Regions from separate parts of the Homo sapiens genome. Here region 2 is linked to region 1. The links are chromatin loops, found by intact Hi-C in ENCODE. Cell type or tissue: gastrocnemius medialis. All regions are shown on one strand. Each heading gives the region's core, and the rest is flanking DNA. Links, peaks and the distances in the headings are about the cores only. Region 1 overlaps CTPS1 (CTP synthase 1). Region 2 overlaps SCMH1 (Scm polycomb group protein homolog 1).

The links. A loop is a pair of places that touch in the nucleus more often than their neighbours do. Peaks named below come from ENCODE experiments on the same cell type or tissue, not always from the same donor. Only the 100,000 strongest peaks of a DNase experiment are listed, where the experiment ranks them.
Region 2: a loop joins it to region 1, with 3 times the contacts of the local background. A loop is called at or near these places in 2 of 110 quality-filtered maps.

The regions. Positions count from the first base shown.
Region 1 is chr1:40,999,780-41,008,113 of GRCh38, forward strand. It overlaps CTPS1 (CTP synthase 1), which reads left to right. Exons shown (of 19, transcript NM_001905.4): 10 at 1,250-1,338; 11 at 2,381-2,475; 12 at 3,335-3,397; 13 at 6,272-6,315; 14 at 7,670-7,766. Among named protein-coding and RNA genes, the nearest start is that of SLFNL1-AS1, 11 kb to the right of the region's middle. RefSeq lists enhancers at 4,212-4,361, 7,106-8,305 and a silencer at 7,244-7,444. In gastrocnemius medialis, for the core only: a CTCF peak has its summit at 4,181 (motif pointing left); a DNase peak (open chromatin) is centred at 4,082; H3K27ac peaks cover 995 bases.
Region 2 is chr1:41,099,119-41,107,452 of GRCh38, forward strand. The region is part of intron 8 of SCMH1 (Scm polycomb group protein homolog 1); the gene reads right to left. It also overlaps the pseudogene RPL23AP17. Among named protein-coding and RNA genes, the nearest start is that of SLFNL1, 82 kb to the left of the region's middle. In gastrocnemius medialis, for the core only: no CTCF peak of the experiment used is centred there; a DNase peak (open chromatin) is centred at 3,293; H3K4me3 peaks cover 519 bases; H3K27ac peaks cover 1,459 bases.

The DNA of each region.
Region 1 (8,334 bases), core at 124-8,123:
AATATTTATAGCCTGTCAATGGATCAATTTGTAATGGTTTATTTATATAGTAGAAACCACTCAGCAATGAAAAGGAAGAAACCAGGCTGAACACTGACTGGCTCAAGCCCATAATCCCAACACTTAGGGAGGCTCTGCTGTGGGAGGATCGCCTAAGACCAGTAGTTCGAGAGCAGCCTGGTCAACATAGCGAGACCCCCGTCTCTGCAAAAAAAAGTTAAAAAAGAAAAGGAACAAACAACTGATAAACACAGCAACATGGATGAACTTCAAAAACACTAAGCAAAAGAAGCCAGACACAAAAGGTTATATACTATTTGGCTCCATTTATATGATGTTCTATAAGAGGCAAAACGAATCTGTGATGATAGAAATTGGATCTGAGGTTGTTTGGGGTAGGAGGTAGAGGGGCACATTCTGGGAAGATGGTAACTTATGTTTTGTTTTGTTTTGTTTTGTTTTGTTTTGTTTTGTTTTGTTTGAGATGGAGTCTCGCTCTGTCACCCAGGCTGGAGTGCAGTGGCATGATCCCAGTTCACTGCAACCTCTGCCTTCCAGGTTCAAGCAGTTCTCCTGCCTCAGCCTCTTGGGTAGCTGGGACTACAGGTGCATGCCACCACACCCAGCTATTTTTTTTTTTTTTTTGTATTTTTAGTAGAGATGGGGTTTCACCATGTTTGCCAGGCTAGTCTCGAACTCCTGACCTCAAGTGATCCACCCGCCTCGGCCTTCCAAAGTGCTGGGATTATAGGTGTGAGCCACCACGCCCGGCTCATTCTATATCTTGGTGTGTATGTTTGACAAAACTCTTCAAAGTATGCACTTAAAATGCTTGTATTTTATTGTATGTGAATTATGCTTCAATATGGTAGAAAGAAAAAGAAAAAACCCACAAAAGCTGGGCGGAAGATGGGCTGAGGAGGCTGTCATTGAACAGAAAGCCCTCTAGAGTCTGCTGCAGAGGCTTAGCTGAGACCCGATCCTGAACACAGTAGAGTGCAGAAAGAGAGAGATTTGGGAATTTAATGATTTTGAAGGAAACTGTTGTATTTTAAAACCTCATATTTAAAAAATGTTTAAGTTATTAAATATATTAAGTTGATCACTTTAAAGCCAGTATTAAGATGATCACTTTAAAGCCAGAATCAAGAAAGACAACTTTGATAAAATGATAATATTATTTAAAAATTAAGAACGCACAGCCTGGGGTCACGAGCCTGCTTTTCTCCCCTGTCTGAATAACATCCAGTACATAGATTCTGCGGACTTGGAGCCCATCACCTCGCAAGAAGAGCCCGTGCGCTACCACGAAGCTTGGCAGAAGCTCTGTAGTGCTCAGTGAGTAGAGTTCGCTGCCTTGGGTTTCCAGAGTTCTTTTGGTTTGTTTTAATGAAAAAGTCCTCTTGTTTTCATGTGCCAGTAGTAGGTAATTGACTTGTTAAAATATTTTTTAATTGTTGAAAAGACTACATGCCATCTGATTTAATCCTTAAAAAATGCAGCTTGTCAATATCATTGGATCTGAAAAGCTGCTCTGATTTTGATATTGTTTGCCATATGCATCTATTGATGAGGCTCATTTAAGGATTTTTCATCCAGAACATTTGATGAGTACCCATCAGTAGAGTCTCATCAGTTGTTTTGGCAGCTGTTATTTATAATAGTAAAACATTAGCAAGAATTTCTGGTTCACTAGAACAGTTGAATATTACGGAGGTGTACACCTTCTTCTGAGTGTCTTGGTCAGTACGGCACACAGAGCTGATGAAGAAAGGCCCCCTTAGGGGAGCATTTTAAGCCAAGAGGTAAGATAAATTGTTAATATTAATATATGTATTTAAAATTTTGGGCTGGGCACAGTGGCTCATGCCTGTAATCCTAAAACTTTGAGAGGCTGAGGTGGGAGGATTGCTTGAGCCCAAGAGTTCAAGACCAGCCCAGGCAACATAGGGAGACCCTGTTTCTACAACAAAAACAACAAAACCAGCTGGGTGTGGTCCCAGCTCCTTGGGAGATCAAGGCTGCAGTGAGCTGTGATCACACCACTGCACTCCAGCCTGGGTAACAGTGTGAGACCCTGTCTCAAGAAAAAAAAATTGTGAACAACTCAGTACCAAAGATAGTGCAGTGGCAGTATTACAATTATGTATACTATCTTTTTCACTTGCAATAAGCATGTTCTTAAGTTACTAAGAAAAGTCCATAGTTTCATATGCAGTTTCTAAGTTGATAGTGTTTACATACAATTCATTGTCACAGTAGCACAATGTATGGGGTTAATTCATGGCTTCAGTGTCTTGGTAATGGCCCGTTAGGCGATTATTGCAAGTTGGACTGGTAGAAAAGGGGAATTGCCTTTGTGGTTTGTTCTTTTGTGCAGTGGAGTGCTGGTTCCAGGAGGATTTGGTGTTCGAGGAACAGAAGGAAAAATCCAAGCAATTGCCTGGGCTCGGAATCAGAAAAAGCCTTTTTTGGGTAAGGAGCTCTGCAGTGCAGTCTTCACTTAAGAGTAGGAAAGAGTGGGGAACGGTGCCACGTGGGAGCCTATGAACAAAGTGGGGGGATTACTGAAACATGCTGTCTTTGTGGATAGGAGCTCAAGTAGAAGCCTTCATGTTTTCTCTTTAGAGACAAATTCAGTCTTGGAAAGCTTATTTATGCTTATGAGCTACATGTAGATGTCGTGGAATTTTGAGAGAATGAATTGTGAATTCCTGTCCATTTAATGAACCCAGCTGTTTGTAGCACACGTGAGGTTGAGTTTTATATCTGCTCACTTGGCACAACAGCTGACTGTAATTGGACAAAATGATTTTGCATGCCTCCTGGTGCTGTACATTTTAGTAATTTTCAACTTGAACAATTATAAATAAAAACTTAATGAGAGAGGGTAAGAAAACTTGAATTTTAAAGTACTGAGGCTAGGCACGGTGGTTCACACCTGTAAACCCAACACTTGTGGAGGCTGAGGCAGGAGGGTTGCTGGATCCCAGAAATTTGAGGCTGTAGTGAGCCAAGATCTCTCCACTGCACTCCAGAGTGGGCAACAGCAAGACCCTGTCTGGGGGGAAAAAAGTACTGAATAGAATATCACTTACTTCTAAAATCGGATAACTTTGCAAATCTAGAATTTTCATCTACTTTACATGCAGTTTTTGAAATCTAATACAAGTAAAGTGTAACAGCAGAGAGTACTTGTTCATAGCAGGAAGTTATGAGTTTGCAATTATAATTCTCCAAATAAAGGACACAAAGGCCATTGCAGAGGCTGCTGGGAAAAGTAGGAGCTGCCTTTTCAATGGAGTTTTGTTTGTTTTTTCCCCCCGACTGGAAGGCGTGTGCTTAGGGATGCAGTTGGCAGTGGTTGAATTCTCAAGAAACGTGCTGGGATGGCAAGGTAAGCGTGCATTAAGACACTCATTCAATTCCCGCTTGTGTATTTCTGGAGGATATGAGGCCTGTTGCCGCCTGGGTGATCAGGAGCTTTGGAGAAGGGCAGGCCTGGGTTCCTAGCACCTCATGGTGTGCCGTAAGGGAGCTGCCTTGCCTCTTGAGGAACAGCACGGCTCCTCCATGCAGGAAGGAGGGAGCACAGCCAGACTCCCTCCTTTGCCTTCTGCCTCTGTGTTCCTGTTCTTGAGATTCTGTCACTTTGATCACCGTGGCCACCATCCTGAAGCTGGTGCCTGGTGTGAAGTCCTTGTCCTAAGTGAGGCTTGGGCAGTTATTATGAGAACCTGGGCTCTGGAGCTATTGAAACTGGGCTCAGATTCCAACCTTACCGCTTATGGGTGATTTTAAGCAATTTACTTAGCCTTTATGGGCCTCCGTTTTTTCTGTAAAATGGGAGTAATAAAGGTACGTACTTCACATGATTAAGGGAGATAATGTATGTAAATAGTCTCTAGTAGTGCCTGGAAAATAGGGAAATGCTCAGATAATATCAGCTCTTCGCCTAGCTGTGTATTACTATGTGACAGACCTCCCTAAAGCTCAGTGGCTCCCAACAGCAGTGACTTCTCATCTCAGTATTCTGTGGTTTGGCTCAGTGCCTGGGTTTCAGCTGCACGTGGTGTACTATCTGAGATGGCACACTCCTGCCTTGTGTTCAGCTGTGAGCTCGGCCCAGCCGGGACGTCAAGATGCTGTCTCCACCTAGTGGCTCATCATTCATTAATCCAGCCCAAGCTTCCTCACACAGGGTGGGCAGCTGGACTCCAAAATGACAGGCCTGTTATGCAGGCACTTATCAGGCCTGCTGATGTCCCGTTGGCCAAAACAAGTCACGTGGCCAAGCCCCGAGCCGGCAGGGGAGGAGAACACACATGGGTGTGAAGACTGAGCATGCTGCACTGGGGCCACCCTGGAATGGTCCACCACAGCCCATTTATTCTCTGTAGCCCACCCGACAAATACTAGATTTTCAGAAAGACCTTGTAAATTCTGTGGAAAATAAAGTAACCTGAAGGAATGTAAAAGCAGTTTGACTTTATAAAGAACAAGTGACTCTGGTGGCCAGCATATGGTTTAGGGCTGGGTTTCATTCACCCTTTCCCTGAGAGGCTGCTTCACAGTGACCTGGCGGTGTGGCTTAGTTTGGTAGACAGCATGCCCTTGAGTGCTGGCTTCTGAGTCCTGAGAGGCACTGTCTTATCACCCGCCACCCCAGAGCTGGCTTTCTGGTCTCCCTGGATCCTTCACAGCCCCAGACCTCTGCCTCTCACTTAGGTTCCCAAATGGGTAGGTGCTTTGGTGATGAGCTTACACTTCAGTTGAGACTGGACCCTGGTTCAGGCCAGGAGGAGAACAGTGCCCAGCGTTCACATAGTACCAGGAACTTGGTCCTTTGCCTTTTGGTCTTTAGTGGTTTTGCTTTGGTTAGACGGTAAGTTCAATGAAGGTTAGAAAGGTTGAGTTGAAATCAGTTCATTTCTGACTGAGCTATTGAGTGAAACAGTTGAGTAGGGCTTTGTATTAGCTGCTGAAGATGAAAGAAGTATAGAAGAAATAGTACTTGTTTATCTCAGAGAGACAAGAGTCTGAAACATTAAGACAATATAAAAACTTGGCTGGGCATGGTGGTTCAGGCCTGTAATCCCAGCACTTTGGGAGGCTGAGTTGGGTTAATCACTTGAGGCCAGGAGGTCGAGACCAGCCTGGCCAACATGGAAAAACCCCATCTCTACTAAAAATACAAAAAATAACCAGGTGTGGTGGTGTGCGCCTGTAATCCCAGCTACTTGGGAGGCCAAGACATGAGAATCACTTGAATTCTGGAGGTGTAGGTTGCAGTGAGCCAAGATTGTGCCACTGCACTCCATTCTGGGTGACATAGTGAGACTCTTGTCTTAAAACACAAACAAACAATATAAGAACTGTCACAGGCGGGGCGCAGTGGCTCACGCCTGTAATCCCAGCACTTTGGGAGGCCGAGGCAGGCAGATCACCTGAGGTCAGGAGTTCGAGACCAGCCTGACCAACATGGAGAAACCCCGTCTCTACTAAAAATACAAAGTTAGCTGGGCATGGTGGTGTATACCTGTAATCCCAGCTACTCGGGAGGCTGAGACAGGAGAATCGCTTGAGACCTGGAGGTGGAGGTTTTGGTGCCGAGATCACGCCATTGCACTCCAGCCTGCCCACACTTGTTGCCCACAAGTGTGAAATTCTGTCTCAAAAAAAAAAAACTGTCAAAGATACAGTATCTAATTAAAAATTACTAGGTTATGCCATTAGTTTTGATTTTCCCATTTTGTACTGATTGACTTTCCAGAGAGTTATACTTAACGTAAAAAAATTCACGTGTGTGTGGGTTGAGTATTTTATGTCTTAAAAATGCTATTTATTGCCGGTCTGGTGGCTTGCACCTGTAATCCCAGTACTTTGGGATGCCAAAGCAGGAGGATTGCTTGAGCCCAGGTGTTTGAGACTAGCCTGGCAATATAGCCTTTGTCTCTCCAAAAAATGAAAAAAAATTAGCTGGATGTGGTAGTGTGCCCCTGTAGTTTGACCTTCTTGGGAGGCTGAGGCTGGCGGATTGCTTGAACCTGGGAGTTCAAGGCTGCAGTGAGCTATGATCGCACCACTGCACTCCAGCCTGGACAACAGTGAGATCTCGTCTGGGGATGAGGTCAGGGGGATGCTATCTTTAGTTTTTGTTCTAATCACTGATCTTAAACTGAGGAGGGAAGTTGTGTTTAGAGCTTAGCAATGAAACTATTAATCACTTTCGTTTGTAACTATTTTCATAACAAGTATTTTGGTATTTCAGATGCCAATTCTACAGAGTTTGACCCTACGACCAGTCATCCCGTGGTGAGTCAAGTGTTTGAACCTCCACAGGGCTTAGAAGGGTGTAGAAGGGGCATTTATGAACGTGATTGATGATTAGAGACAAGAAGTGAGACTGCTTGAGTCCATCCCAAAGAACCCTGAGGTTTTGGGCACTCAGACCTACCAGAGAGGAAAAACTTTTCTTTTTCATTATGTAATTCCTCCCTAATCTTTCATTGACCACAGAAAGTTTTTAAGACAGGTACCAGCCCAGGAAACTGGAGGGGATTCCTGATTAAAATTCTTCTCCATCCCTACTCCCCTCAACTCCCAGAACACAGTATAGATACTAATATGAGACCCTGGCATGTGTACTTACTGTGTGCCAGCCGCTGCTCTCACTGCTTTCATATGTATATTTTATATTAATTCATGGGATCCCCAGCCATAGTCCTGGGAGAACTGCTGGGTTGGAGCACTGGTTGGCTTAACCGTATCCAAAGATTTTCCAGGCTGGCGTACCTTGCGTTAGATTTCATGCCGAGGGCATGTGGCATTCTCAGCCCGCTGTACTGTTAGGCACATGGAGGAGGGACGATGCCTTTAATCACCTTTGAATTCCCAGCCCAGGGTGACAGGGATGTAAAGGGAAGGGCACTTATTTACGTTTTTCAGCAGTCAGCAAATGTGAATGCGTACTATATGCTGGGACTGCCCTTGTCACTGAGGACACCGTGCTAAATGAGACGGACAAAGTTCTTGATCTCACGGCACTTAGACAGCATCACTGTGTTTGTTGACCTGAAATTGAACTTTGCTGATACTAAGGCCTCAGGAGTGGACCAGCAAATGTTTTGCAGCATGGGGCTTTGGGGTCAGGAGGAACAGGGCACAGAGAGCCTGGAATCAGAAGGTGCCTGGGAACGCTGGGCTGAGAGGTGGACTGGGCCATCAGTGCATGGCCCACCCAGTCCTCAGATGCTTGCTAAGCTGCAGGGTGCTAGCCCTGCATCCCTTGCCTTTGAGCAGTCATCAGGCTAGCTGGGGCGATGACAGACATGTTATGACACATCCAGTCCGTGTCTGTGCTACTGTATCAGTCTTTCTAAGGAAGTGATGCTTACCGTCCACAGTGCTGGGGCGGGACTAGCCTGAGGAGGGGCTGCTGTGGTCCTGTCTGCAGATCAGGAGGACAGGCTGAAGGACGGAGCCTCCACCCAACCGAGGTTACAAATGCCAACTGGGAGGCATTTTCTTCTGTGACAAAATGTCTCATAAGGAAAGCCTGGAGAATTAGAGCTTACTTACAAGCCTTTGCCACCCACTCAGCGAGGGAGGTTTCTCTCTAGCGGAAGCAGAGTTCTGTAGTTGGTGTCTGTTTTCTGAACATCTCCAGGTCGTAGACATGCCAGAACACAACCCAGGGCAGATGGGCGGAACCATGAGGCTGGGCAAGAGGAGAACCCTGTTCCAGACCAAGAACTCAGTCATGAGTAAGAGCTGCCTCACGCTGGCCCAGCCTTTGGCTCTGCGTGCCCAGGACGCGTGTCTTAGGGTGATGCTGTGGCTTCGAGGAGCAGGCTGGCTTTTTTTGGTTTCGTTCTTGCTTTTGAAGTTCATTCTTTCCTCTCTTATTCATACCCTTTTAGGATGCACTGTGATAGCCATAGAAGCAGTGTGGGTCTTAGAAAGGACACTGGCAGTGCAGTCAGACTCCTAGGCATGGGCGCCTCAACAGAATGAGGCAGTGAGGTTACATTCATCCTTATCGGTTACTTTCCTATTAAGACCAGCCATATCAATTGCTGATGTTTGGCAATTTTTGTCACACAAAGATGGCAATTTCATATGATTCAGCCTAAGTAGATTCTGTTCTAATAAAGTACTAATAGATGCTGAAGGTTTAGGGTAGTTTTCGGAGGAAAATAGTTAAGAAAATGACTATTACACAGATTTCCTTCTTGTCTACTGGGAAAATTCTGCCTTTACTGTATTAGCAGAGGCACCCTTGTGTCTGTCTGGGCGTTCTGTAGCAGCATAGCTGGAGTCACTTGAGTATCG
Region 2 (8,334 bases), core at 255-8,254, 99 kb after region 1:
ACTGGGATTATCTAAAGTGAGTCCAGCTGGCTAATTCTAAATGTATATATTTTCACCATAAAAATATAGCAAATCTAAACAGGATGCAGAATAAAATCAAATCAGCAACAGTTCTTTCTATCTTATATTACATTAGTGCTTTGAAGGATCTCTCTTCCACTCCTAATCCTTCTCATTCTACTCCCAACACACATTTCAAACGCATCCAAACTCCCAGCTGCTGGTTTAAAAAAGGGCCCTGGAATTTCCTGTAGGTCTCACTATGCATTTCCAAAATCACAGATGGAAACCTATCATATGAGACTTACACTTCATAATTCTCAAAGTACTTTAACATTCATTAATTTACCCCATATTCACAATTATCTCAGCCTTATTTACCTAACGGTTATCTCTAAATCTCCTTTGAGGCATAGAGAAGTGAAGTGTGGTATGAAAGAAAGAACACTGACTTTGAAGTCAGAAACCCATGGAATTAGGTTCAAGTCCTTGCAAATAACCTCTTTAAGTTATGGGTTATTATGAAGTTTAGCTGAGATAAAGTTTGAGAATGTGGATATGAGTACTGTGTCTGACATGACCTAGGGACTCCATAAATCTTAGTTTCTTATTCTTCCCCTCAACCTTTCTGAGCCCGTTTCCTTATGTAAAATATGGGCAAATACTATAAATCCCACTGGAGGTTTGTGAAGTTTACTCAGATAATGTATCAAAGTGTCTTTAGGACCTTGTATGGGCTTGCTAAATGTTAACTTTCTTTCTTCTTAAGATGATGCTCAGTAAACATGCTCTAAACAACATTAGAAAAGGTGATTAGTTTAATCTAGTACTAAACAGGAGAAAAACAAAAGTTTAAACATATTTTTATGGTCTAGCCTGGTGACCTACACTCTTTTCCATGGAAAGCTCAAAATAAGACTGTGTCTATAGGTATACTCTGATTATTGATTATATATAAATGAGTGAATTCAGCTCTAAGGTAGGCTTCTATGTTTTTATACAGCAAATACTGTATTTCCCTATTGATTTGAGTGAAGAAAAGTTATCACAAGATAAAAAAGAGCAAGTATCTGATGAAAACTTTTACTAAGGAGAATACTAAGTTTATCAAAACCCGGGTATGGTGATAAAAGAGAATTGTAAAAGCACTTTCCACTTAGCCTGGGCAACATAGTGAGATCTCGTCTCTAACAACAACAAAAAAAGGTACTTTCCCAGTCTTATAAATTACCATTTCTACCCCCTAGGCAGCAAAAAAAATTAACTACCAGAAAATCCCCTCATCTAGCATGGCCATTATGTCTTTAAGTTTGGTTCAACTTGCGCTGAGACTAGACAAGGAGTAACGTAAAGCATCTACCATGACCATTACAGAATACAAAAATATAAAAACACAATCCCTTATCTTTAACATGTGAGGTCATAGGATAGCCTTTTCTTTTCTTTTTCTTTTTTTTTTTTTTTTGAGACGGAGTCTCACTCTATTGCCCATGCTGGAGTGCAGTGGCACGATCTCGGCTCACTGCAACCTCTGCCTCCTGGGTTCAAGTTATTCTTCTGCTTCAGCCTCCCAAGTAGCTGGGACTACAGGCACCTGCCACCACGCCCAGCTCATTTTTGTATTTTTAGTACAGACAGGGTTTCACCATATTGGTCAGGCTGGTCTCGAACTCCTGACCCCGTGATCCGCCTGCCTTGGCCTCCCAAAGTGCTGGGATTACAAGCGTGACCCACTGCACCCAGCCAGTATAGTCCTTTTTAAAGGGAAATCAGAATGCCTCTCCATTTCACACTAATGAGGCTGTCCCTGCAGTCTAGAGTTTATTCTAGGCATAGCATTGTAAACTTAAATGGATCAAGAAAAGAAAACTCTAAAGTCAAAGCTGAACCTGGGGTTGGGGAGGCGGGGAGAAAAAAAAAAAGAAGAGAGCTCAAGATGATGAGGGGCTTAGAAACTATACAATCTCAAAAATAGCGGGGAAAAAAAGACCTAGGGAAACAAGAGTATGTGAAAAGGTTTTGGATGAAAGAAAAACCAAATTAGAGCCAATGGATAGATACTGGGGAAAGCATATTTCAGCTTACAGTAAAAAACAGTATTTTTAGACATTTGTGCTATCACAAATTAAAAGTGCTCCTTTGGGAGGTTATAATCTCTGCCTGTGGGAGCATTTAAGTAACAGCAAATAAGCATTTATAGGGATGGTTTCAAGATGAGTCTTAAGTTAGGTGGGAGGTTGAATTTGATTTCCTCTAGCCCCAGCACTCTAAGACTCTATGACTTTTTACTTTCCTCACATCTCACATTTAATAGTAGGGCAAATAACTGATTCTTAACCAATGTAACTTTTAGATGGGAGAGAAATGGTAAAGAGTAACTCTGAAGTCTGTATTTATTGATAAGATGTAAAGCTCATTCTGGTGGATATACACATTTTTTCAAAATTTTTAATTTTCATTTGAAACCTTAAATTTATAATTCACAGAAAATGCTTATAGGTTGCCTTCCTTGAAGTGATCAGATCATTTCATTTTGGAGAAAATGTCTGCTAAATATCCAAGTCCGCTGTTTTTTTCAAGCAAAGATAATATTCCATGAAAAAAGTAGCTAGTTGAGCTTACAACTCAAACAATTGCACAAATGCTTTTTCCTGAGTCAACTATCATACTTGGATATTTTAAAAATGGAGACACTGGACTCACAGAAGTTAAAAGACTTGCCAAAGGCCACATAGCTAAAGCTAGGAGTTGAACCTAGATCTTTTGGTCTCCAAAGTCTATATTCTTTCCACTATGTTACTCTGAAACCAATGAATAAAACACTAGTGTATACCTGAATAAAAGAGAGAAGATAAAGAACTAAACATGCCTAGTTATAATAATGAAGGACACTAGGCCTCTGCTGCCTTCTAGGTTTCTCTAAATAATCCTTAGGAGTCTTAACTGCCCAAAAGAATTTATCATCAGATTTCTCGTCTCTATAGCAACAACAGAGCATAGGGAATTGGGAATAAATTAATAAAATGTAAAATAGGCTATTGTGCATGCACACGCATGTGTGTGTGTGTGTGTCTACATGGCATAGGAGAGCATGAACAATGGAAAAGAAAAAAAGAGCTGGGGAAAATCCATTTGGTTTATCAGTTTCCTGGAATGGAATCTTATTTTTCATTCACAGTAGTGTATCATTGGCCTTGGTATAGTAATTTAGAGGATATGTTTTTTATTAGCTTTGCTCAACTTGGCTGGGTTCAGCTATGTGCTGCCAGCTGGGCTGATGCCAAGGCTGAAACTCCAGTCTTCTAAATTCCAGTTCACTTAAACAGCATGGGTTGCCTCCTGCTCTGATCCAGCTCAGTTAACACTTTTGGTACTCCATATCCAGCTCCTTTTTTCTCTCCTGACTCATTCCTACAACATGGATAGAGGACCTCTGCAACTACAAAGACATGTCACATTTTCCTGGGGACTTCAGGCTGATAAATCTGCAGAGAGTGGGGGAAAACAGATAACTAAAATCATGCATGATAGGACCACAAACTTCAAAAGCCTCATATTACTGAAACTAAAAGGTGCAACTGACCTTAGTTTTCTAGGGCAGTAGGTAAGATGATTCAGGAGCAGTTTCGGCAAGTGGAGGGCTATATTTTCTTAGAAGATGGTCTGCTAATGGCTAGTCAAGCTTAGGCCACTCAGAAAGGTGGCATGAAAGCACATGGTGAGAAAGCACCTGCTAGTCAGCCACACAGTCAAAAACATTCCAGCTTTCCTTAGCACAAGACAATAAATTTTAACAGCTTACAACCACAATCCTGCCTTCTTGCCATATCACCCTCAGAACCTCCTCTTTTTTCTTTGCTTGGTTTGAGTTTGCCAGGTTTTTCTCATCTTCTTAACATATATGAATGTTTATGTTTTGTTTTTTTTCTATTAAGTCATTATTGAGATTCAGAAATTCTCATTTATAACTGTAATAGTTCCTCAAAAATAATCTAGGGAATCAAGGGAAGAAAATTTTTTTTTTTTTCTTTAAGACAGAGTCTCACTCTGTCACCCAGGTTGGAGTGCAGTGGCATGATCTCGGCTCACTGAAACCTCCACCTCCCAGGTTCAAGCGATTCTTCTGTCTCAGTCTCTTAAGTTGCTACGATTACAGGCATGAGCCGCCACTCCTGGCTAATTTTTTTTTATTTTTTTATTTTCAGTAGAGATGGAGTTTCACCATGTTGGCCAGGCTGGTCTCAAACTCCTGACCTCCAGTGATCCATTCGCCTTGGCCTCCCAAAGTGCTGGGATTATAGGCATGAGCCACTGCGCCCGGCCCAAGGGAAGAAATTTAGTAACACAATTTATCACTGGTTTTCAGTAAGATTTTCCTGAAAATCACCAACACTTATTTAAAATTGGGGATTTTGTAAATTGATATGTATTGATGCTGGCACAGTGGGTGTTACAATAAAAGCTTGCCAAAAAAACCCTATATGGGTTCTATGTATTCCCAAGAAAACAGTAAATGTGGTCAAATTTATGAACTGCATAAATCACATCTCACTATTTCAAACAGCTTGAGAGATGCCAATTGTTTCATTATACATGTCGAAAACTGCTACCATTCTCAGGCATCTGGAGTTTGTGAGGGCAAGAGAGAGAGCGAATGGGCAGAGTCAAGGGGCAGCTTAAGGATTCTGGAAGAGAGATATGGAATGGGAGTTTTTTTTTCTGGTCCCTTGGGCAGACCTAATTACAATCAGTGGGAGAACCCAGATTCTCTGCTTCATAATCTACTCCACCCATCTCACTTCCCCATTTTCCTATTTCTATTTGTGTACCACAAGCATATAACCAAGAAAAAATCAGTTATGAGAGTACTGGTTCACTGCAGAAGCCTCATCTCATATTTATTTTTCCTGACCAAAATAGAGCACTTTCCTGGCTCTGCGTGCAGTTCCCTTTTCTTGGGAGGCCTGGGGATCTTGATTCAGATGCAACTAACGCACAGTGGGCATCTACTACGTGCTACATGGTGCTATGCATTTGCCACCAATTTTCTCATTTCAATCATTCAATCAACTGGGGAGGCAGACACTTGTCTATAACCTCCAGTGAACCTAGCACTGCTAACATGAGCCTGTAACTGTGGATAGATAGGTGAATAAAGGACGGATTTACCAGATGTGATGAGATCACAAGGCCAAAGCTGAAATAAGGACAGAGACTATATGCATACGTGTGTTTATGGAAGGAGGAAATGGTATATAAATAGGGGCAAGGTCTGGACACAATATATCTGAGAGGGTTAAAGGGAAAATAGTACCTGAGTGGCTATTCTCATTAAAGGCACCAAAAAGTTAGCTTTGATTTGCAATCTTTCAACACAAATAAATGATAAATGTTTGTGGTGACAGATATCCCAATGACCCTGATTTGATCATTAAGCATTGTATGTATGTATCAAAATATCACAGGTACCCCATCAAAATGTACAATTATTACATATCAATAAACAAAAAAGAATTTGCTTCACTTATTAACCAACATGCTCATATCTTTTCTGACAGTGAACTACTGAACTAGTGGCTAGTGAACACACCTTCTCAGGAGACAAGAGGGGTATATTAGCTGCCAAACCTGTAGAGACCACACCCTCCTGGTTGTTGTGGCTTATTAGGAAAAAAAGCTGGGTGGAAGGGCAGGGGGTGGTCCAGGTGTAGAGGTGTACATGTGTTTAGTAACTGAGAGGTGAGTGAATATGGGCTCTGGAAACAAATCTTAGTGCCCTGTGCCACTCTTACTTTTGGCCATTAGGTTTCCAAAATTAAAAAACCGTAACATTAAACAGCCTTTTTTTTTTTTTGAGATGGAGTTTCACTCTTGTTGCCCAGGCTGGAGTGCAGTGGCACAATCTCGGCTCACTGTAACCTCTGCCTCCTGGGTTCAAGTGATTCTCCTGCTTCAATATCCGAAGTAGCTGGGATTACAGATGCCCACCATCATGCTCAGCTAATTTTTTTTTTTTTTGTATTTTTGTAGAGACAGGGTTTCACCATGTTGGCCAAGCTGGTCTTGAACTCTGGTCCTCAGGTGATCCACCTGTCTCAGCCTCCCAAAATGCTGGGATTACAGGCATGAGCCACTGTGCCTGGCCTTAAATAGCTTTTAATAATCTGTCAAATTTGTCATAGATGCGAGTAGTATTCTTATTTTTTGTAATTAAGTGAATATCTGAATAACGGCTTTAGATGAGGATCAACAGAAATGGAATCAGAAAATATAGTATAACCTATTTCAGTTAACAGATATTACTGAATAAATGGCATGTTCCAAGTGGTGGGGACATAAAGAGGCAGTTAATAAATTCATTCCATTTAACATGGACTCCAGGTAGAAAACAATCCCAACTTCCTAGACATGACAGAAAGAAGAATTTTAGCTCCTCATAAATACTTACACTGAAAACTTGGCATTATTTTACATGGTACAGGGCTTGTTTGTTAAATAAATAAAATAGTCACAATAGGTGATACACATTAAGAACTTGCATTTTGTCTTCTTTATTCAAAGAATATGCCCCCCACCCCATCTTATCCTCACCACCATGTCACTGCTTCAATTTTCTCTCTCACCTGGAATATTATAACAGCTTGTTAACTGGCATCCCTGACTCCAGCATCTGAATCCGTCCTTTCATTGTTGCCAAAATGGTCCTTCTAAAACACAAATCTGAGCTGTAACTCTACTACTTAAAAGCCCATTTGATAGTTTTTTTTTTTTTTTGAGACAGAGTCTTGCTCTGTCACTCAGGCTGGAGTGCAGTGGCACGATCTTGGCTCACTGCAACCTCTACCTCCTGGGTTCAAGCGATTCTCCTGCCTCAGCCTCCCTAGTAGCTGTGATTACAGGTGCACGCCACCATGCCCAGCTAATTTTTGTATTTTTAGTAGAGACAGGGTTTCACCAACTTGGCCAGGCTGGTCTCGAACTCCTGACCTCAGGTGATCTGCCCGCCTCGGCCTCCCAAAGTGCTGGGATTACAAGTGTGAGCCACCACGCCCAGCCAATAGTTCTTGATTTAGTTTGGATATTTTGTCCCTGCCCAAATCTCACGTCAAACTGTAAGCCCCAGCGTTGGAGGTGGGGCCTGGTGGGAGGTGTTTGGGTCATGGGGGTGGATTCCTCAGGGTGTGGTTCTGTCCTTGAGATAGTGAGTGAGTTCTGGTTGTTGTAAAAGTGTGACACCCCCCTCCCCACACTGCCATCTGCCTGCTCCAGCTTTGCCTTCTACCATGAGTAAAAGCTCCCTGAGGCCTCCCCAGAAGCCAAGCTATGCAGCACCGTGTTTATACAGCCTGCAGAACTCTAAGCCAATTAAACCTTTTTTCTTTATAAATTACCCAGTCTTAGGTATTTCTTTATGGCAATGCAAGAACAGCCTAATACAGTTCTCGATGCTCATAAGGTAAAAATCCAGATCCTTAAGATGGTCTATGAGGGAAGCATTCTGCGCCTTCCTCTGCTGTGCCTTATCTCTTTCTGCTCCTCTACTTACACCCTACAATCTAGCCATTTTCTTTTTTCCTTTTTCTTTTTTTGAGATGGAGTCTCACTCTGTCACCCAGGCTGGAGTGCAGTGGCGCAATCTCAGCTCACTGCAACCTCTGCCTCCCAGGTTCAAGCGATTCTCCTGCCTCAGCCTCCCGAGTAGCAGGGACTGCAGACGTCAGCCACCACACCTGGCTAATTTTTGTATTTTTAGTAGAGACGGGGTTTCACCATATTGGTCAGGCTGGTCGCTAACTCTTCACCTTGTGATCCACCCGCCTCTGCCTCCCAAAGTGCTGGGATTATAGGCGTGAGCCACCACGCCCGGCCTTAACTATTTTTTAATTCCTTGACCATACTTTTTTTTTTTTTTAACTTCTGGCCCTACACTAATCTGTTTCCACTGCTAGAGAGAATTTTTTCTCTACCTTCCCATTCTTAAGGTTTCAGCTTAGACATCACTTCATTTGGAAGCCTTCGTTTGGAAGTCTTGTCCTTTATTCATCCATTTACCCAATAGCTATAGAGCAGCCCATGTTAGACATGCTAGGCTCAAGGGAGGTTATAGAGATCTCCAACCTCCAGTCCCCTCAATCTAGGTTGGGGTCCCTCTGTACTTTATTCCTCCAAAGTCGTACTTTATTGGTCTATATGTTCACAAAACTGTAAACACTAACGGCAGAATCTCCATCAACTGAGCCAATGACTAGTACTTAATCATGACTTGATAGTTAGAATTTGAATAAATGGATGGATGAGGAAGATCAGTCTATCAGGTGACCTCATGTTGAGACC